2 separate regions of the Homo sapiens genome follow, and region 2 is linked to region 1. A link is an interaction called in ENCODE POLR2A ChIA-PET data of the cell type or tissue named here. Cell type or tissue: A673. All regions are shown on one strand. Each heading gives the region's core, and the rest is flanking DNA. Links, peaks and the distances in the headings are about the cores only.

Region 1 (8,450 bases), core at 60-5,059:
GAATCCTTTGCCTGTGGGTAGGAAGAGAATGGCTGCCAGTGGCTGATGGGTCCCGGTGATGGGAAGGGTATCAGGTTGCTGGGGAGTTTCCACTCTTCTCTGGTGATTGTTCCTTCCCTCCCTTCCTCTCCCACCATGCGATGAGCATCCTTTCAGGCCAGTGTCTGCAGAGCCTCAGTTACCAGGTTTGGTTTCTGAGTGCCTATCTGTGCTCTTTCCTCCCTCTGCGGGCTTCTCTTGCTCTGAGCCTCCCTTCCCCATTCCCATCCAGCTCCTTTCCCCCTGGGTTTCCTTGGCTTCCTGCAGCAAATTGGGCAGTTCTCTGCCCCTTGCCTAAAAGCCTGTACCTCTGGATTGGCGGAAGTAAATCTGGAAGGATTCTCACTCGTATTTCCCACCCCTAGTGGCCAGAGGAGGGAGGGGCACAGTGAAGAAGGGAGCCCACCACCTCTCCGAAGAGGAAAGCCACGTAGAGTGGTTGGCATGGGGTGCCAGCATCGTGCAAGCTCTGTCATAATCTGCATCTTCCCAGCAGCCTGGTACCCCAGGTTCCTGTAACTCCCTGCCTCCTCCTCTCTTCTGCTGTTCTGCTCCTCCCAGACAGAGCCTTTCCCTCACCCCCTGACCCCCTGGGCTGACCAAAATGTGCTTTCTACTGTGAGTCCCTATCCCAAGATCCTGGGGAAAGGAGAGACCATGGTGTGAATGTAGAGATGCCACCTCCCTCTCTCTGAGGCAGGCCTGTGGATGAAGGAGGAGGGTCAGGGCTGGCCTTCCTCTGTGCATCACTCTGCTAGGTTGGGGGCCCCCGACCCACCATACCTACGCCTAGGGAGCCCGTCCTCCAGTATTCCGTCTGTAGCAGGAGCTAGGGCTGCTGCCTCAGCTCCAAGACAAGAATGAACCTGGCTGTGTCAGTCATTTTGTCTTTTCCTTTTTTTTTTTTTTTTGCCACATTGGCAGAGATGGGACCTAAGGGTCCCACCCCTCACCCCACCCCCACCTCTTCTGTATGTTTGAATTCTTTCAGTAGCTGTTGATGCTGGTTGGACAGGTTTGAGTCAAATTGTACTTTGCTCCATTGTTAATTGAGAAACTGTTTCAATAAAATATTCTTTTCTACAGTTTTTGTGCTGTGAGTTTTTAAAAATAGAAAAATTTTGGGCCAGGCATGGTGGCTCATACCTGTCATCTTAACATTTTGGGAGGCCAAGATGGGAGGATAGCTTGAGGTCGGACCAGCCTGGGCAACAGCAAGACTCTGTCTCAAAAAAAAAAAAAAAAAGTATCTGAGTGTGGGGATGTGTGCCTGTAGACCCAGCTACTTGGGAGACTGAGGCTGGAGGGTGGGTCCCTTGGGCCCAGGACTTCGAGGCTTCAGTGAGCTATGATCGTGCCACTGCACTCCAGCATGTGTGACAGTGAAAACCTCAAAAAGTTTGAATAATTACATCATCAAAATGTTATTGACACTTTGGACTTAGTTGAGATTTGTATATGTATTTTTTTCAAGGAAACAAAATACTGGTTTTATTTTACTGCTAACATTATTTGGACTCCTATATCCCAGGCATTTTTAAGTAACGTACTTTTTTTTTTTTTTTTTCTTTGAGACTGGGTCCTGCTCTGTTGCCCAGGCTGGAGTATAGTAATGCGATCCAGGCTCACTGCAACCTCCGCCTCCCGGGTTCAAGTGATTCTACTGCCCCAGCCTCCTGAGTAGCTGGGATTACAGGCACCTGCCACCATACCCAGCTAAATTTTTTTTGTATTTTAGTAGAGACGGGGTTTCACCATGTTGGCTAAGCTGGTCTGGAACTGACCTGAAGCGATCCACCTGCCTTGGGCTCCCAAAGTGCTGGGTTTACAGGCCTGAGCCACTGGGCCCAGCTGGTAACATTAATTTTTAAAATAGCAACCTCATTGTACAAATAAGATACCAGTTCATAGAGATTTAGCAAGTAATTGGTCCAAGGAATGAATCAATGTTGAGTGCTTCAGCTAGGTTTGAGCTTAATTCTGACCATTCGCCCTTGTTCTTCGTACTTAGCCGTGGGAATGTGTTGGTAGAGACCATTTGTAGCAGTTTCGGTTCATCAGTTTGGGATGCAGCATGCCTAGCCCAAATTTTCTATTACCAAGGGAGGATCCCTCTTGTCACTAATCATGTACATATCTAAGCAGTTGTATACGGTATACAGGGTGTTGCTCTGTCACCCAGGCTGGAGTGCAATGGTGCCATCTTGGCCCACTGCAGCCGCGACCTCCCAGGCTCAAGCAATCCTCCCACCTCAGCCCTGTAGCAGGGACTACCTGGCTAATTTTTGTATTTTCTGGTCGAGACGGGGTTTCACTATGTTGCTCAGGCTGGTCTTGAACTCCTGGACTCAAATGATCTGCTTGCCTTGGCCTCCCAAAGTGCTGGGATTACAGGTATGAGCCACTGAGCTTGGCCCCGTTGTATTTACATTTAATAACCATGAAGGCCCAGCCGGGTGTAGTAGCTCACGCCTGTAGTCCTAGCACTTTGGGAGGCCAAGGCAGGCGGATCATGAGGTCAGGAGATCCGAGACCATCCTGGCTAACACAGTGAAACTCCGTCTCTACTAAAAATACAAAAAATCAGCCGGACATGGTGGCACCCGCCTGTAGTCCCAGCTACTCAGGAGGCTGAGACAGGAAAATCAATTGAACCCGGGAGGATGAGGTTGCAGTGAGCTGAGATCGTGCCACTGCACTCCAGCCTGGGCGACAGCTAGACTCTGTCACACACAAAAAAAATAACCACGAAGGGTTGTCTTTTTTCTCTAAAAGTTGAACAAGTCAGATAAGTTTTGAATGTGGAAGTTTTGGGTTTTTGTTTTTTTTTTTTTGGATGACTTTTAGACAGTTTCAGATTCACAGCAGAATTGAGCAGGAGGTACAGAGTTGCCATATACCTCCTGTCCCCACATACTCAATCTCCCCCAGAGTGGTACATTTGTTACAATCACCCAAAGTTCTGTATGACACCATAATGGTGGGTACATATACATTTGTCAAAACCTATAGAATGTGCAACACCAAGACAACTGAAAGTGTAGACTTTGGGCAAATATGATGAGTCAGTGTAGGTTCCTCAGATGTAACACCTGTAGACCTCTGGTGTGAAGTGTTTATTATGGGGGAAGCTGTGAGTGTATGGAGGAAGGGAATATACGGGAACTCTGTATTTTCCCCTCAATTTTGCTGTGAACCTAAAAGTGCTCTAAAAAAAAAAGGCGAAGCTAAGTGCAGTGACTCATGGCTGTAATACCAGTGTTTGGGGAGGCAGGAGTGGAAGGATCGCTTGAGGCCAGGAGTTTGAGACAACATAGCCAGACCTCATCTCTACAAAAAATAGTAGTCCTAGCTACTCAGGAGGCAGAGGCAGGAGGATCACTTGAAACTAGGAGTTCAAAGCTGCAGTAGATTATGATCGCACCACTGCACTGCAGCCTGGGAGGGAGAGACCCCGACTCAAAAAAAAAAAAAAAAGGCCCGGCGCGCCTTGCCTCAAGCCTGTAATCCCAACACTTTGGGCGGCCGAGGCAGGCGGATCACCTGAAGTCAACAGTTTGAGACCAGCCTGGGCGACAAGAGCGAAACTCTGTCTCAAAAAAAAAAAGGGTGGGGAGGTGGGGGGCAGGCACGGTGGCTCGGGCTAGTAATCCCAGCACCTTGGGAGGCTGAGGCAGGCAGATCACAAGGTCAGAAGTTTGAGACTAGCCTGGCTAACACAGTGAAACCCTGTCTGTACTAAAAATACAAAAATTAGCTTGGCGTGGTGGTGGGCACCTGTAATCCCAGCTACTCAGGAGGCCGAGGAAGGAGAATCACTTGAACCCAGGAGACAGAGGTTGCAGTGCGCCAAGACTGGGCCACGGCACTCCAACCTGGCAACAGAGCAAGACTCCGTCTCAAAAAAAAAAAAAAAAAAAAAAAAAAATCGGGACTAGATGGCTTCACTGGTGAATTCTACCAAATATTTTTAAAATATTTATTTTGGCCAGGGATGGTGGCTCACATCTGTAATCCTAGCACTTTGGGAAGCCGAGGTGAGTGGATTGCCTGAGCTCTGAAGTTTGAGACCACCCTGGGCAACATGGCGAAACACCATGTCTACTAAAATACAAAAAATTAGCCGGGTGTGGTGGTGTGTGCCCGTAGTCCCAGCTACTTAGGAGGCTGAGGCTTGAGAATTACTTGAACCCAGGAGGCAGAAGTTGCAGTGAGCTGAGGTCATGCCACTGCACTCCAGCCTGGGCAACAGAGCGAGACTCTGCCTCAAAAATAAAAATAAAAAATAGCCAGGCCCGGCCGGGCGCAGTGGCTCACACCTGTAATCCCAGCACTTTGGGAGGCCGAGGCGGGCGGATCACCTGAAGTCAGCAGTTCGAGACCAGCCTGGCCAACATGGTGAAACCCAGTCTCTACTAAAAAATACAAAAATTAGCCGGGCTTGGTGGCAGGCGATTTAATCCCAGCTATTTGGGAAGCAGAGGCAGGAGAATCATTTGAACCTGGGAGGCAGAGGTTGCAGTGAGTGGAGATCAAGCCATTGCACTCAAACCTGGGGGATAAGAGCAAGACTTCTCTCAAAAAAAACAAATAGCCAGGCCCAGTGGCTCACGCCTGTAATCCCAGTCAGGATACCTCAGGTCAAGACCAGCCTGGCCAACATGGCAAAACCCCATTTCTACTAAAAATACAAAAAATAGCTGGGCGTAGTGGGGCTGGGCGCAGTGGCTCATGCCTGAAATCCTAGCACTTTGGGAGGCCGAGGCAGGCAGATCACCAGGTCAGGAGATCGAGACCATCCTGTCTAACACGGTGAAACCCCATCTCTACTAAAAATACAAAAAAATTAGCCGGGCATGGTGGCAGGTGCCTGTAGTCCCAGCTACTTGGGAAGGTGAGGCAGGAGAATGGCATGAACTCGGGAGGCGGAGCTTGCAGCAAGCGGAGATCACTCACTGCACTCCAGCCTGGGTGACAGAGCAAGACTCCATCTCAAAAAAAAAAAAAAAATCCTCCTGCCTGTGCCTCCCAGTGTTGGGATTACAAGCATGAGCCATCCTGTTCAGCCAGGGGCTAATTTTGAAACAAGCCAGGAATAAAGACCCAGCTACCTGTGGGGAAAAGAAAGAGAGATCAGATTGGTAATGTGTCTGTATAGAAAGTAGACATAAGAGACTCCATTTTAATCTGTAACCCCACCCCCAACCCTGTGCTCCCTGAGACATGTGCTGTGTCAACTCAGGGTTAAATGGATTAAGGGCTGTGCAAGATGTGCTTTGCTAAACAAATGCTTGAAGGAATCTCAAGTACCCAGGGACACAAAACACTGCGGAAGGCCGCAGGGACCCCTGCCTAGGAAAGCCAGGTACTGTCCAAGGTTTCTCCCCATGTGATAGCCTGAGATATGGCCTCGTGGGAAGGGAAAGACCTGACCGTCCCCCAGCCCGACACCCGTAAAGGGTCTGTGCTGAGGAGGATTAGTAAAAGAGGAAGGAACGCCTCGTTGCAGTTGAGACAAGAGGAAGGCATCTGTCTCCTGCTCGTCCCTGGGCAATGGAATGTCTCGATGTAAAACCCGATTGTATATTCCATCTACTGAGATAGGGGGAAACTGCCTTAGGGCTGCAGGTGGGACATGCGGGCAGCAATACTGCTCTGTAAGGCATTGAGATGTTTATGTGTATACATATCTAAAGCACAGCACTTAATTCTTTACCTTGTTTATGATGCAGAGAACTTTGTTCACGTGTTTACCTGCTGACCTTCTCTCCACTATTATCTTATGATCCTGCCACATCCCCCTCTCCGAGAAACACCCAATAATGATCAATAAATACTAAGGGAACTCAGAGGCCGGCGGGATCCTCCATATGCTGAGCGCCGGTCCCCTGGTCCCCCGATTTCTTTCTCTGTACTTTGTCTGTGTCTCTTTCTTTTCCAAGTCTCTCGTTCCACCTAACAAGGAACACCCACAGGTGTGGAGGAGCAACCCACCCCTTCAGCTACCGAATCCTCCTGTTTAGGGGGAGTCACGACCAATTAATCCAAAACCACCAGGTAGAAGTCAAGATGATGCCAACTGGGCTTCCAGACAAGAAATTACTCAAGAGAGCTATCGGAACAAGACACATAGATACCCTCCTGTACCACTCCCATATGTTTCCCATGCCAAGTTTTTCTTATGAAATCTCTTCACTGAGCCCAAAAAGCTGGAACAGTCTTTTAAAGGCATGAGTCTGGCCATATCTCAACTGTTAGCATTTGATTAATAAAACTGCTCTCTGTAGGCCGGGGGCAGTGGTTCACATCTGTAATCCCAGCACTTTCGGAGGCCAAAGTGGGTGGATCACTTGAGGCCAGGAGTTTGAGACCAGCCTGGCCAACATGGCAAAACTCTGTCTCTACTAAAAATACACAAATTGGCTGGGCGCAGTAGCTCACACCTGTAATCCCAACACTTTGGGAGGCCGAGGCGGGCGGATTACCTGAGGTCAGGAGTTCAAGACCAGTCTGGCCAATATGGTGAAACCCCATCTCTACTAAAAATACAAAAATTAGCCGGGTGTGGTGGCACACGCCTGTAATCCCAGCTACATGGGAGGCTGAGGCAAGAGAATCACTTGAACCCAGGAGGAGGAGGTTGCAGTGAGCCAAGATCTCGCCACTGCACTCCAGCCTGGCAACAGAGCCAGACTCTGTCTCAAAATAAATAAATAAATAAATAAATAAATAAATAAATAAATAAATGAAAAGAAAAAAGAAAAAAAAAGAAAACTAGTGTTGATGAGGCTGTAGAGGAATTAAAACTCTCACATGGCTGGGCGTGGTTGCTCACGCCTGTAATCCCAGCACTATGGGAGGCTGAGGCGAGAGGATTACTTGAGCCCAAGAGCTCGAGACCAGTCTGGGCAACAATAGTGAGACCCCCATCTCTACAAAAAATAAAAATAAAAAATTAGCCAAGCATGGCAGCTGGGATTATTCTGGTGGTTACTCTTTAATGATTAAGACCTATTCTTATGTTTATTTTTCTGTCAATTCCTTAAGCTTTCAAAATTTATATTATCCCCCTTTACCAAGTAAATTCCTCAGTGTTAATTTATCAAGTTACCTCTCCCATGTTGATACCATCTCTAATTTTCTTTTTTTTTTTTTTTTGAGACGGAGTTTCGCTCTTGTTGCCCAGGCTGGAGTGCAATGGTGTGATCTTGGCTCACCGCAACCTCCGCCTCCCAGGTTCAAGCAATTCTCCTACCTCAGCCTCCCGAGTAGCTGGGATTACAGGCATGCACCAGCATACCTGGCTAATTTTGTATTTTTAGTAGAGACGGGGTTTCACTGTGTTAGCCAGGATGGTCTCGATCTCCTGACCTCGTGATCCACCCACTTCGGCCTTCCAAAGTGCTAGGATTACAGGCGTGAGCCTCCGCGCCCGGCCTAATTTTCTTTCTTTTCTTTTTTTTTTTTTTTGAGACGGAGTCTCACTCTGTCGTCCAGGCTTTAGTGCAGTGGCGCGATCTTGGCTCACTGCAAGCTCCGCCTCCCAGGTTCATGCCATTCTTCTGCCTCAGCCTCCCGAGTAGCTGGGATTACAGGTGCCTGCCACCAAGCCCGGCTAATTTTTTTTTTTTTGTATTTTTAGTAGAGACGGGGTTTCACCGTGTTAGCCAGGATGTTCTCGATCTCCTGACCTCGTGATCCACCTGCCTCAGCCTCCCAAAGTGCTGGGATTACAGGCGTGAGCCACCACGCCTAGCAGTTTTATTTTCTTAAATGACATTTTCTTTTTTCTTTTCTTTCTTTTTTTTTTTTTTTTGAGATGAAGTCTCGCTCTTGTCCCCCAGGCTGGAGTGCAATGCTGCGATCTCGGCTTACTGCAACCTCCGCCTCCCAGGTCCAAGCGATTCTCCTGCCTCAGCCCCCAAGTAGCTGGGATTACAGGCACCTGCCACCACACTCGGCTAATTTTTGTATTTTTAGTAGAAATGAGGTTTCACCGTGTTGGCTGGGCTGATCTCAAACTCCTGACGTCAGGTGATCTGCCTGCCTTGGCCTCCCAAAGTGCTGGGATTACAGGCGTGAGCCACTACGCCCAGCCTCTTTATTTATTTATTTATTTTTTTGAGACGGAGTCTCTCTCTGTCGCCCAGGCTGGAGTGCAGTGGTGCAATCTCAGCTCACTGCAACTTCCACCTCCTGAGTTTGAGTGATTCCCCTGCCTCAGCCTCCTAAGTAGCTAGGACTACAGGCATGTGCCATCACGCTCAACTAATTTTTGTAATTTTAGTAGAGACAGAGTTTCACCATGTTGGTCAGGCTGGTCTTGAACTCCTGACCTCAGGTGATCTGCCCTCCTCAGCCTCCCAAAGTGCTGGAATTACAGGCGTGAACCACTGTGCCAGGTCTTAAAT
Region 2 (8,450 bases), core at 2,385-7,384, 100 kb before region 1:
GGCTTGAATCCCAAAGTCCCTGATTTTACCCTGCTAATTGGGCCTCTCAGAACCTTATTCCCAAATGGACTGTCTCCCTCTATTTTCTAGACAGGCTCTTCATCCTCCTGAGATAACCTCCATGTCTTAATGCCACCCAGCTTTATTCTTTGGCACACAACTTTCTTTCTTTCTTTCTTTCTTTCTTTCTTTCTTTCTTTCTTTCTTTCTTTCTTTCTTTCCTTTCTTTCTTTCTCTTTCTTTCTTTCTCTCTCTCTCTTTCTCTCTTTCTTTGCTTCTTTCTTTCTTTCTGATATAGTCTCGTTCTGTCACCCAGGCTGGAGAGCAGTGGTGAGATCTCAGCTCACTGCAGCCTCTGCCTCCCAGGTTGAAACGATTCTCCTGCCTCGGCCTCCTGAGTAGCTGGAACTACAGGCACACACCACCACACCCGGCTAATTTTTGTATTTTTTGTAGAGATGGGGTTTCACCATGTTGACCAGGCTGGTCTCGAATTCCTGACCTCAAGTGATCCTCCCGCCTCAGCCTCCCAAAGTGCTGTGATTACAGGCATGAGCCACCACACTCAGCAGATTAAGATTTTTTATTCTCAAGAGTAGACTATAGGCCAGGCATGGTGGCTCACACCTGTAATCCCAGCACTTTGGGATGCCAAGGTGGGTGGATCACTTTAGGTCAGGAGTTCGAGACCAGCCTGGCCAAGATGGCGAGACCCCATCTCTACTAATATTACAAAAATTAGCTGGGCATGGTGGCTCATGCCTATAATACTTTGGAGGCTAGGGCACAAGAATCACTTGAACCTGGGAGGCGGAGGTTGTAGTGAGCCAAGATCGTGCCACTGCACTCCAGCCTGGGCGACAGAGCAAGACTCTGTCTCAAAAAATAAAATTAAATAAATAAATAAGCCAGACGTGGTGGTGTGTGCCTGTAGTCCCGGCTACTCGGGAGGCTGAGGCAGGAGGATCACTTGAGCCTGGGATGATAAGGCTGCAGTGAGCCATAATCATGCCATTGCATAGACCATACATTCTTACTTCCCAGGTCACACCACGGTTCAGGCTCATTTCCTTCCCCCAGATGAATCTTCCTTTCCTTAGCAAACGAGGGGAAACTACATTTATTGAATGTCTACTACCTGCTAGGCACATAGCATGGAGATATGGTTGATCTCTGAGTAAGGGGCTAGGCCAGTCTTTCTCCACTACATTCCTAGAACTTGGACACAGAAATTGCAGTCAAAACTGGGTGTGGTGGCTCATGCCTGTAATCCCAGCACTTTGGGAAGCTCAGGCAGGAGGATTGCTTGAGCCCAGGATTTTGAGACCAGCCTAGGCAATGTAAGGAGACCCTCTCTATACAAAAAAAAAATTAAAAAATTAAAAATTAAAAAAAAGAAAATGCACTCCATAAATACCCATTGACTGAACAGTCTAACCAGTCCTTGTAACAATGTTATGAAGTCAGTATTATTCTTCCATGTTTTAGATAAGGAACTGAAGCTCAGAAATGTTAAGTACAAGTATGAAGTACATAGCTAGTGTGATGGATGTAGGTATTCAAATCCAGGTCTCAGTGATTCTAAACCATGGCTTTATCTACGATGTCAAACTTCCTCATTACCTATTGTCACCTTCCCACTTTATAAAGCAGATTTTCTCAGTTGCCCTGAACAGACCTTTCTCATTCTAGGATATAGAACCTTTCCAGCCTTCCAGAGGTCCTAGCACAGACCTTCTCCATCCTAGAGATACTCCCCACTCCCACCACATATCCCCCAAGATGGACCGTTGATTCCTGAGAACACACACTTCCAACTCCTAGAGTAGACCTTGTAACTCAAGAGCAGTGGTCCTCAAATTTGAGCGCACATCCAAATCATCTAGAGAGCTTGTTAAAACACAGATTAGATTACTGGGCTCCACTCCCAGAGTTTCTGATTCAGTATCTGGGGTGGAGCCAGAGAATTTACATCTCTAATAAGTTCTCAAGTGATGCTGATGCTGCTAGTCCAGGGACCACCTTCTGAGAACCATTGCTTAAAAGAACCTTCTTTGCTTAGTCTAGACCTCCCATCCCCAGAACAAACCCTCTATTTCTCACCAGACTTTCCCTCAACGTCCAGGTGGATCCTCCCCTATTCCTCCAAACAGACCTCCTCCCATTCCCTGAGACGGATTCTCCCCTTTCTCTAGGATTCTCCCAACTCCCACCCCAGATCTCCTCACCCCCACCATCAGGACAGAGCCTCCATCCAGGGCATGTTTCCCTAGGCCCAGACATGTAAGGGTTGATGATAACTGGCTTAAGAGGAGCAAGGCAGAAGCAGAAAATTCCCATCTCAGCTTAGTGCCAGGAGCTAATCTAACAGACACAGGCTGCTGTGGGCAGGGATTTGTGGGAGAAGCAGTTGTTAAGCAGCTTTGTGGGCCTATGGAAAAAAAGGAGGGTTAACAGGGTCCTGTGGGAGCTGGAAAGGAATTCGACTGGGGGGATATTGGAACTGACCAGTTCTGCTTCCACCATCCCAGGTCTCTCTTCCACTGTGCCTCCCTTGCCCACCATGACGGTCTGTCACCTCTGGACAGAATGGTTTTAAAGTGTATTTGTTAATGAAGGCCCCTCTGCTGGTCACTTGGAGAGATGCAGCCCAGGACCAGGAAGGAGGGGTGGATAAAGAGGAGACTGACTACAAACCCCCACCCTGCCCCACCCACTCAGCTGGCTTCAGGGTTCCTGCCGGTACGCAGCAGCAAAGCTCTCCAGTCCTCCTGTGGCTCCCCAAGGCAGAAAGGAAAAATGTGCATAGGCGCTGGAGTGGAGGCCGTGGAGGGGTAACTATTGATTGCCTCTCCCGACCCCTCAGAGACTAGACAGAGTCTCTGCTGTTGCTGTTGCATTTTTAAAAAATTATAGGCTGGGCGCAGTGGCTCACGCCTGTAATCCCAGCACTCTGGGAGGCTGAGGCGGATGGATCACCTGAAATCAGGAGTTCAAGACCAGCCTGGTCAACATGGTGAAACACTGTCTCTACTAAAAATACAAAAATTAGCCAGGTGTGGTGGCACATGCCTGTAATTCCAGCTACTTGGGAGGCTGAGGTAGGAGAATCACTTGAACCTGGGAGGCAGAGGTTGCAGTGAGCAGAGATCGCGCCACTGCATTCCAGGCTGGATGACAAGAGTGAAACTCCATCTCAAAAAAAAAATTATAATAACAACAAAACAAAATCAAGCAATTTTGAAGTGAATTTTAAAAGTGCAGTGTTGCCGGGCGCTGTGGCTCACGCCTCTAATCCCAGCACTTCGGGAGGCCAAGACGGGTGGATCACAAGGTCAGGAGGTCGAGACCATCCTGGCTAACATGGTGAAACCCCGTCTCTACTAAAAATACAAAAAATTAGCCGGGCGTGGTGGTGGGCGCCTGTAGTCCCAGCTACTCAGGCGGCTGAGGCAGGAGAATGGCATGAACCCAGGAGGCGGAGCTTGCAGTGAGCCAAGATCGTGCCACTGCACTCCAGCTTGGGCCACAGAGCAAGACTCTGTCTCAAAAAAAAAAAAAAAAATGAAATAAAAATAAAATAGAAGTGCAGTGTTTGTCTCTCCCTCTCTCTCCTGCTATGTACCACCATTTCCTTTGATAATTATGTACCACCATTTCCTTTGATAAGAAGAAACTGGGGTTCTCCAAAGCTGCAGAATGCCAAGGGTCTCTGCCGAAGTCTCTTATCTCTTTTTCTTCCTTCTCTTAAAACTTGAACTCACACCACACCTCTTGGCTGTATCTTTTGGGTGGAACCAGCCTTACAGATCAGGTGTCTCCCCAGCTTTTCTCTGGGCCCTGTTCTCCTACCCCTAATACTGGGTTGAGAATACACAGAAATACACAAACTCAGTTTCTCTTACTATACTCTCACAACACTCTTCTGATGCCAGATGTGTGGGTGTTTTGCCCCACACTTTAAGCAAGCAATCAATTCTGCAGTGGACGCCAGCTGGTTGTCCTCTAATTCAATTCAATTCCAACACTACCTGCCTGGAGATAGTGTCAGATGCCACAGGTTGAGGGCTCAGTCCCACAGACTACCCCCCACTTCCAATGCTAATCACAAGCCGCAGGTTGTTTCTGTTCATGCTTCTGACCAACTGGCTATAAATCAGGGTTCCCTCAACTCCCTCACTGGGTTTGATTAATTTGCTAGAGTGGCTAATAGAACTTGGGGAAACACTTTACTTACACTTATCAGCTTATTATAAATGATATTACACAGAATACAGACAAAGAGAGGCAATGGGTGAGGCATGTGGGAAGAGGAGAGAAGTGGAGAACTTCCTTTTTTTTTTTTTTTTTTTTTAGACGGAGTCTAGTTCTGTCGCCCAGGGTGGAGTGCAGTGGCGCGATCTTGGCTCACTGCGAGCTCCGCCTCCCAAGTTCACGCCATTCTCCTCCCTCAGCCTCCCGAGCAGCTGGGACTACAGGCGCCTGCCACCATGCCCAGCTAATTTTTTTGTATTTTTAGTAGAGACGGGGTTTCACCGTGTTAGCCAGGATGGTCTTGATCTCTTGACCTTTTGATCCGCCCGCCTCGGCCTCCCAAAGTGCTGGGATTACAGGTGTGAGCCACCGCGCCCGGGCTTCTTTTTTTTTTTTGAGACGAAGCCTTGCTCTGTCGCCCAGGCTAGAGTGCAGTGGTGTGATCTCAGCTCACTGCAACCTCCGCCTCCCGTGTTCAAATGATTCTCCTGTCTCAGCCTCATGAGTAGCTGGGATTACAGGTGCATGCCGCCACGCCCGGCTAATTTTTGTATTTTAGTAGAGACGGGGTTTCACTGTGTTGCTCAGGCTGGTCTCGAACTCCTGAGCTCAGGCAATCCGCCCACCTCAGCCTCCCAAAGTGCTAGGATTACAGGCGTGAGCCACCGCGCCCGGTAAGAGGGTGGAGAACTTCTATGCACTCTCCAAGAACCCTCCAGGAACTCCAGGAACCTCCACATGTTCAGCTATCCAGAAGCTCTCTGAACCTCCTTTGAGTTTTTATGGAGGCTCATTACATAGGCATGGTTGATTAAATCATTGGTCATTGGTGATCAACTCAACCTTCAGCCCCTCTCCCCTTCCTGGTGGTTGTGGGGTGGGGCTGAAAGTCTCACCCTTCTAATTCTGCCTTGGTCTTTCCAATGATCAGCGCCCATCCTGAAGCTACCTAGGTGCTGCCAGCCCTCAATCAACTCATTGGGTCACAAAAAGACACTTACACTGTGAAGAGTCCAAGGATTTTAGAAGTTGTATGCCAGGAAATGAGGAAAAGACCAAATATTGTACATTTGTACAGTCGTCCCTCAGTATCTGTGGGAGATTGGTTCCAGGACTCCCCTTGGATATCAAAGTCCACAGATGTTCAAGTCCCAATATAAAATGGTATAGTATTTCCACATAACCCGTGCACAGCCTCCCATATACTTTATATTTTTTTAATTTCATGTATTAAAGCAGACTTTATAGTAGTTTTGATCTGATCTTTGAAAGCTGGCTTTGAATTCCCTGCACACATACATAAATATTACGTATAATATTTATATATTATATATACTTATATAAAAACATATACTTATATATTTTATATATACTTATATATTATATATACTTATACATACATAAGTATATACTTACATATTTATATATACTTAAATATATACTTATATATCATATATACTTATATATAATATATATATATATATTTTGAGACAGTCTTATTGTGTCACCCAGGCTGGAATGCAATGGTGTGATCTCGGCTCACTGCGATCTCAGCTCACTGTGATCTCTACCTCCTGGGCTCAAGCAATCCTCCTGCCTCAGCCTCCTGAGTAGCTGGGATCACAGGCACGTGCCGCCATGCCCAGCTAAGTTTTGAATCTTTAGTAGAGACGGGGTTTTGCCATAATGGCCAGGCTGGTCTTGAACTCCTCAAGTGATCTGCCCACTTCAGCCTCCCAAAGTGCTAGGATTACAGGCATGAGCCACTGCACCCGGCCCTTCCCATATACTTTAAATCGTCTCTAGATTAGTTATAATACGTAATACTATGTAAATGCTATGTGAATAGTTGTTATACTATTCTGTATATTTTTAGGGAATAATGACAAGAAAAAAAAGTCTGTACACGTTCAATACAGATGCACCTGCCATTTTTTTTCCTGAATATTTTCAATCCGAAGTTGGTTGAATCCATGGATGTGAAACCCACGGATATGGAGGGCCACCTGATATGTTTCACAGTATCATAAAGATCCACGTCACTGATGGGTGGGTCAGAAAGGTCACTCCTAGTAGGCATTCAAAATGCCTTATTTCTCTTGGTCTATTCTACTCCAGTGACCTGTCTCCCTTTAGCAGCCTACTTCCCTGTGGACGTACTCTAGACTCTGAATAGCTCCATTTAAAAATGTCCCCTTTCTGGGAACGCTAGTACACTGTTGGTAGAAATGTAAATTAGTACAACCACTGTAAAAAACAGTATGGGACGGGCACGGTGGCTCACGCTTGTGGTCCCAGCACTTTGGGATGCCGAGGCAGGCAGATCACTTGAGGTGAGGAGTTCAAGACCAGCCTGGCCAACATGGTGAAACTCCGTCTCTACTAAAAATACAAAAAATTAGCCGGGCATGGTGGCACGTGCCTGTAATCCAAGCTACTTGGGAGGCTGAGGCAAGAGAATTGCTTGAGCCCAGGAGATAGAGCTTGCAGCGAGCCAAGATTGTGCCACTGCACCCCGGCCTGGGCGACAGAGTGAGAATCCGTCTCAAAAAAAAAAAATCAGTATGAAAGTTTCTCAAAAAACTAAAAATAGACCTACCATATGATCCGGCAATCCCACTGCTGGGTATATATCCAAAAGAAAGGAAATCAGTATATCGGGGAGATATCTGCACTCCCATGTTCATTGCAGTACTATTCACAATAGCCAAGAAATGGAATCAACTTCAGTGTCCATCAGTGGATGAATGGATAAAGAAAATATAGTACATACACACAGTGGAATATTATTCAGCTATAAAAAAGAATGAAATTTGTCCAGGCACGGCAGCTCACGCCTGTAACCCCAGCACTGTGGGAGGCCGAGGCGGGTGGATCACCTGAGGTCAGGAGTTCGAGACCAGCCTGGCCAACATGGTGAAACCCCATCTCTACTAAAAATACAAAAATTAGCTGGGCGTGGTGGTGCGCACTTATAATCCCAGCTCCCTGGGAGGCTGAGGCAGGAGAATTGCTTGAACCCGGGAGGTGGAGGTTGCAGTGAGCCGAGATCGTGCCACTGCGCCACTGCACCCTGTCCTGGGCAACAGAGCCAGACTCTTGTCTCAAAAATAAAAATAAAAATAGGGCGCAGTGGCTCATGCCTGTAATCCCAGCACTTTGGGAGGCCGAGGCGGGCGGATCACCTGAGGTCAGGAGTTCGAGACCAGCCTGGCCAACATGGCAAAACCCCGTCTCTATTAAAAATACAAAAAATTAGCTGGGCATGGTAGCAGGTGCCTGTAATCCCAGCTACTTGGGAGGCTGAGGCAGGAGAATTGCTTGAACCTGGGAGATGGAGTTGCAGTGAGCCAAGATCACACCACTGCACTCCAGCCTGGGCTACAGAGCGAGACTCTGTCAAAAAAATAAAAATAAATAAATAAAAAGAATGAAAGTCTGTCATTTGCAGCAACATAGATGGAACTGGAGGACATTGTGTTAAGTGAAATAAGCCAGGCACAGAAAGACAAATATCTCATGTTCTTACTCATATGTGGGAGCTAAAAAAGTTGATCTCATGAAGGTGGAGAGTAGAATGATGGTTACCACAGGCTAGGAAGGGTAGTGAAGTGAAGGGTGGGGGATGAAGAGATTGGTTAATGACTACAAAAATATAGTTAGATGGAAGGAATAAGTTCTAGCATTCTACAGCACAGTAGGGTGATTCTAGTTAACAGCAGCTTATTGTATATTTCTTTTTCTTTTTCCTTTTTTTTTTTTGAAATGGAGTCTCGCCCTGTCATCCAGGCTGTAGTGCAATGGTGCAATCTCAGCTCACTGCAACCTCCGCCTCCTGGGTTCAAGCGATTCTCCTGCCTCAGCCTCCTGAGTAGCTGGGATTACAGGCGAGCGCCACCATGCCCAGCTAATTTTTTGTACCTTTAGTAGAGATGGGATTTCACCATGTTGGCCAGGCTAGTCTCGAGCCCCTGACCTCGTGATCGCCCACCTCGATCTCCCAAGGTGCTGGGATTACAGGAGTGAGCCACTCTGCCTGGCCACTTATTGTATATTTCAAAACAGCTAGAAAAGGATTTGAAATGTTCCCAACACGAAGAAATGATAAATGTTTGAGGTGATGGATATCCTAATTACCTTGATTACACATTGTATGCATGTATCAAAATATCACATATTACCCATAAATATGTATA

Evidence for each region. ChIA-PET counts read pairs that join two places held together with the same protein. Peaks named below come from ENCODE experiments on the same cell type or tissue, not always from the same donor. Only the 100,000 strongest peaks of a DNase experiment are listed, where the experiment ranks them.
Region 2: POLR2A ChIA-PET joins it to region 1 with 12 read pairs; 4 of 35 experiments call an interaction of 5 or more read pairs at or near these places.

Annotation. Positions count from the first base shown.
Region 1 is chr11:119,036,862-119,045,311 of GRCh38, reverse strand. It overlaps HYOU1 (hypoxia up-regulated 1), which reads left to right. Exons shown (of 26, transcript NM_006389.5): 26 at 1-1,124. HYOU1-AS1 (HYOU1 antisense RNA 1) reads right to left here and starts at 1,124. Exons shown (of 2, transcript NR_186315.1): 1 at 567-1,124. In A673, for the core only: a CTCF peak has its summit at 409; no DNase peak of the experiment used is centred there.
Region 2 is chr11:119,139,236-119,147,685 of GRCh38, reverse strand. No RefSeq gene overlaps it. Among named protein-coding and RNA genes, the nearest start is that of ABCG4, 5.6 kb to the left of the region's middle. In A673, for the core only: a CTCF peak has its summit at 2,621; a DNase peak (open chromatin) is centred at 2,655.